Linked DNA regions of Homo sapiens: region 2 is linked to region 1. Evidence: chromatin contacts called from ENCODE Hi-C or POLR2A ChIA-PET data. All regions are on one chromosome and are shown on one strand. Each heading gives the region's core, a stretch centred on a gene start or an enhancer-like site at or near the end of the contact. The rest is flanking DNA. Distances are from core to core; before and after follow the strand shown.

The links. Hi-C counts contacts between places; a loop is a spot of excess contacts on that map. ChIA-PET counts read pairs that join two places held with the same protein, here RNA polymerase II (POLR2A). Pooled maps may share reads with other maps.
Region 2: POLR2A ChIA-PET joins it to region 1 with 15 read pairs in BJ. The contact joins two enhancer-like sites. A Hi-C loop is called at or near these places in 1 of 37 single-sample maps with no recorded cell type and 5 of 50 pooled maps. POLR2A ChIA-PET finds 5 or more read pairs at or near these places in 8 of 52 experiments (BJ, GM12878, HEK293 and 5 more).

The regions. Positions count from the first base shown.
Region 1 is chr1:207,860,478-207,863,190 of GRCh38, reverse strand. No RefSeq gene overlaps it. Among named protein-coding and RNA genes, the nearest start is that of MIR29B2CHG, 39 kb to the right of the region's middle. Within about 2 kb of position 1,255, at least 8 of the 41 ENCODE cell types and tissues checked have a DNase peak (open chromatin) inside an H3K27ac peak, as active enhancers do.
Region 2 is chr1:207,940,520-207,943,219 of GRCh38, reverse strand. No RefSeq gene overlaps it. Among named protein-coding and RNA genes, the nearest start is that of LINC02767, 17 kb to the left of the region's middle. Within about 2 kb of position 1,384, at least 15 of the 41 ENCODE cell types and tissues checked have a DNase peak (open chromatin) inside an H3K27ac peak, as active enhancers do.

The DNA.
Region 1 (2,713 bases), core at 6-2,505:
ACCAGAATTGTGAAGAACTAACCAGCGGCAGAGAAGGGAAGAGTGGAAGGAGAGTAGGAGCCATTGTGAGAGGAAACATGGAGACCTCTTCAGGCCTAGGATGAAAGCAGAAATGACACAAGTGAGTCTCAGATGAACATGATGGCAGGGATAAAGAAAAGATGGGACTCTCAGCTCTGTTCTGCTGGTCTCCTCAGAAACCACTGTGTCCATGTATGACTAAAAATGCCTCTCAGTTATTTTCCAACAGTGCGGCAAATGCGAGGAAATTAACTATGGTTTGACATTATGGTTAGTCTTTTTTTTTTTTTTCAAATTTGTCAATGGAAATTTTCACAGGTACACAAAGATAGAGTTAGCGTAATACACCTCAATGTTCCCATCCCCCAGTTTTTCGACTTGTAATCAACACATGGCTTTTCTCATTTCTTTTATACCTTCACCCACCTTTTTCTTACTCCCTTCTTGGATTATTTTACAGCAAGACCTAGATCCTGTATTATTTTATCTATAAATACTTTTTAATATATCTCTAAATGATAATACCTTTTAAAAACTTAACCCTAGTGGTATTATTACACCTTGAAAAAGCACAGTCATCCCTAAATATCTCCTGTCATCCAAATATCCAAATGGTGTTTAACTTTCCTTCGATGTCTCAATTTCTTTCTTTCTTTCTTTTTTTTTTTTTTTTTTGAAAACAGCCAGTTGGTTTGAGTCAGGCTCCAAACAAGATCCTCATGTTTCATTTAGTTGATGACAAATCTTCAAGGCTCTGTTAATAAAGATTATGGTCATTCTTAAAAGAATTTATGTTTTGCAATTCTACCTTTTAGATTTACTTAGCTACCCACGATTCTTCCCAGTCAGCTGCCATCAACAGCTTCCTGAGTTTTGTTAGATGATTTTTATGATTTTGAGCATTTTTTCATGATCCCTCTTGCCTTTATGGTTTAATGTAGCTAGTCATTTTTCCCTTCCTTCAGTAGATGTTTCTTGGGAGCCTGCTCTGTTTCAGGAGCTGTACTGGACACTGGGCCTACACCTGTGAAAAGGACAGACAGGGCCCAACTCCTGGAGCTTACAGTTTGACCACAGGAGAGCTGCTGCTTGGCAGTTTTCCCCGTGCGTTCACCCCAGCTGAGCAGTGTGACCACAACCGTCACTTCTGTGCAGGCAGACCTGCCACGTTTTTATAGCTTGGTGTTCATGCTCTCATGCTGTCATTTTATGTGGTTGACAAAGGTGCGCCTAGAATGTTCAAGAAGCCAGGCATGGCTTCTGTGGCAGGCCTGTGTCTCATAGCCACACGACCCGGCATTCTAACTGTGGTGCTGCTTGGGCCTTGTGTGTATCCATGTAACACTTTTGGGCTTGAGTGTGGATAGCTCTGAAAGTTAAAATGGAGAGCTTCCTGAATTGGTGGATTGTGGAGAGGCTAAATGAACACGTTTAAAGAGGGGGGCTCTGAATTGTTACAGGGCTTGGCAAAAGCCAAGTGTTGCTAATATGTTTGAGCAAATTGGATGTTTCTGTGGCTTTGTGGACTTCAGGTTGGTTTGGGGCTTTTGCCTGTTCCAGTTAGGCTACCTGCCAGCCTTTCAGATGACAGGCCCACTTTCTTGATTTGCTGTTCGTTGTGTATTGGTTAGCCAGTCTGCCTCAGTAGCTAAATATGATGATACAATTCAGGCCTGTCTTGCTGATAAAACTTTTAACTGATTTACATTTCTTTATGTAAGTAAATAATCAGACTCTGACTCCTGTGATGCTCTGATTTTGAGAATGGTCCATGATTCTTCTTATATTTTTGCATTTTCAGTTCAAATGCAACTGTATTGTAGTTACTGGATTATAGTGTCTGAGCCTTTAAAAAAATCTTAGTTAATAAAAGTATATTTTCAGATATAAAACCTAGTATCCTTATGATACATATCTCCTTGTCACTGAAGGCATGTTCAGCCTCTGATGATATGTTTTGTTTTCTTTCAGTTAAGTGGTCTTTAATCGTTTTGATTGTGTGCCCATATCAGTTAAAACTTTTGAGCAATTCCCCTTGTTTGTGTGTGTATTTATAATTTATAAAAAGTAGTGCTGTGCTAAAATACATTATAGTATTATAAAACACAAAACAAAAGACTTCAAATGGCTAGGATATATTGTATTCCCTACCTTCTTCCTAAATGAACTCTTCATGGTTCTGTCCGAGGGCAGCCTTCTACTTTGCCCTAAATTTCAGTTACTCTCACATATTCGACATTGCCCCAGCCTGTCCCCTCCTCCTTGCATCACCACTTTTTCCCCCTGCTCGATCGTTTCCAAAGGCTTTCTCATCTTCAAAAAGTCTTCTTTGGTCACCTCTCCCAGCTACTGCCCCATCATCTGTCCCTCCATATTTTCAGTCCTTGCTGTGTTCACATCCTCTCTTGACTCACACCACTCTGATGAAAGTGCTCCTGGCAAGGTCCATGGTAACTCCCATGATCCTGACTCTAGTGGTCACTTCTTCATCTTCCTCACAGGAGCTCTTCAGTTTGGCACCGCTGATCATACCCTTTTCCTTGACGCTGTTTCTTCACTTGGCTTCCAGGGTGTGTATTTCTGGCTTTCCATCTGCCTAATTGGCCATTCCTTCTCGGCTTCTCATCTCCCTGACCTCTAAACATTAAAGGCCCTGGGCACCTCCTCTCTATCTTCTCTCATTCTGTCTGTG
Region 2 (2,700 bases), core at 135-2,634, 80 kb before region 1:
CTTCGGGAGGCCGAGGCGGGCTGGATCCCCTTGAGCTCAGGAGTTCCAGATCAGCCTGGGCAACATGGCAAAACCCCACCTCTACTAAAAAAACAAAAACTAGCTAGGTGTGGTGGCGCACGTCTGTAATCCCAGCTACTTGGGAGGCTGAGGCACGAGAATCTCTTGAACCCAGGAGGCGGAGGTTGCAGGGAGCTGAGATCGCGCCACTGCACTCCAGCCTGGGTGACTCTGTCTCAAGGGCAAGGAGGGGAAGAAGCCAGTCTGACCCTGACTACTGCAAGAAATCTTTGCCCTGACTGTGTATATAAGTGCTTCTCAGTGCTTGCCATTGTCTTCCTGCTCTTTCCTTTTTTTTTTTTTTTTTTTTTTTTTTTGAGATGGAGTCTCACTCTGTCACCCAGGTTGGAGTGCACTGGCGAGATCTCGGCTCACTGCAAGCTCCGCCTCCCGGGTTCAAGCAATTCTCCTGCCTCAGCCTCCCGAGTAGCTGGAATTACAGGCGTGCGCCATCACGCCCAGCTAATTTTTATATTTTTAGTAGAGACGGGGTTTCACCATGTTGCCCAGGCTGGTCTCCAACTCCTGGCCTCAGGTGATCCACCGGCCTCGGCCTCCCAAAGTGCTGGGATTACACGCGTGAGCCACCGTGCCCGGACTCCTCTTCTAACTATGAAAGAAAAAGAAAGAGGAAGGTCTCTTCTGAAAGCTTAAAGCCAGATTTCCTCTGAAAGTCTAGCCGGCCAGTTAAAATGCGTCAGAGTCTATTCATGGCAGCAAACAGTAAAATAGAATGCCCTTTCTCTAGTAAGTATACGTAAATAACTACAGGCTTTTGACCCAAGAACTATCAGAAGCCCTGAAGCAGAGAGAGAAAGAGACTCTAGTTTCTGAAACTCTGAAAAGCTAGGATTTTGTGGCACTGGACACTTTAAAGGTTGTTTTTACAAAATAAGAAAAACTGGGTTAGATAAAGAAATGGTTAGAACTAAAGTTGAAGTTTAATGGGAGGTAGATACTCAGTTTGCACTTCCCTGTTTTTATTTCTTTATATTTCGCTCTAAAATATATAAGCATTATAAACAATGATAAGTAATTAATAGCGACGTAAAAATTGATGCTCTTATTTTAATGACCACGTTTTGGGTGAATATCAACATAAACGACCAGATTGCTATTTTGTCTTGCTGGTTATGGTTGGGGAAAGCTTTTGTTTGGAGAGGGGAGTGCTGTGGAGAAATAACCCAGTTACCTAGCGGCAGATACAAGGCATCCAGACATGGAAACTGGGAGGAAACAAACATTTTCCGGAGCAAGCTGACAAGCTCAGCCTTGGTGCTCCATCTGCGTCATAAGTAGCTCCCTGCCTCCAGTGCCTGGCGCTGTGCCTGGCACCACGTGGGCGGCCAGCATCATTTGTTGGACTGAATTGTAAAATGAGGTCACTTCCACAAAGGGATTTGTTGTCTGATCAGAAGAAAGAATGCAAACCATAAGAAAATAAATATAATAATTTGTCTTCCTTTTTGTGTTTTTGTATTTTGTTTGTATATATTTTGTTAATTAAAATTTTTTTCACCTAGTTTTTTTTAGAGAAGACAGTGGACGCACAGAGCACAATATAGATAACCCTTACTACCTGAATTCTCACTCTGCAAATATTCCCTGTAATGGCTTGCGTCCATTTTTATCCCACATGCAGTACCCTAATTGAAAACCTGCTATAAAATATCTGCATGCTGGGGCCAGTGAAAACTTATAATTTGAACACAAGTTTGGGCAGGAGGGTATAGGGTGCCCTGTAGTTGGATCTAGCTGCTTTGCCTGTAAGATGGCTTCTATTTTGCTTGCATTGCTTGTTGTGTTGTTTAAACCTGTGTGTTATCATTGTCATCTTCTCCACATTGTTAAGTGAAAATGCTTTCTAAAAAAGTGGAAAAGCCTGTGAAGAAAGTATATGAACAAAAACCCAATCACTAAAAAGAAGGTTGAGAGTGAAAAAGCGTTTTGAGAAAGGATAATAAATAAAAAAAAATGTATAAGCCGGTAAAAAGACAACCTAATTTGTATTGGATATTAAAAAAATGGTATTTTTGAAGGTAGTATTTGTCTGTACTCACTAATTAGAACTAATGAGAATTAAATGTAATTGACATTTTAAATCCTTTATACCTTTCAGAAATCTTTATGGATTAATACATAGATTAATGACAGTGTTTTAGTGAAATTTGGGGAAATTTCTTGGGGTTTTAAAAAATGCATTTTTATTTTTTTATTTACAGTAATTATGGCTTCTTTGATTTTCTTGTGTTAAACTTTAAAAGAGTATGCAAATTTTAAAAAAATGAAATATAGGCTCTAGTTATCTGAAATTTTGAAATCTAAAACATTTTCCAGAATAAATTGGATTTGGATGTCTCAGGATGCCTGAGGTCACAGACTGAAAGTAGAATTAAATGGTATTATGAGCAAATGTTCTTTTTCACATCTAGAAAGGCCTTTTAACTACAAAGAATTTAATTGTTTTTGTTGTTGCTACTTAGAAATATTTGGCAAGCAAATGACTCTAGATAATGTTTCTAAGAGAACTTCAGAGTCCTCTGATATTGAAGTAAAGTTTGAATCCTAAATCAAATTAAAAAAAAACCAACACACACATTTGAAATAGTTGAGACCTTTATAAATTATCTTTCTCCCAAA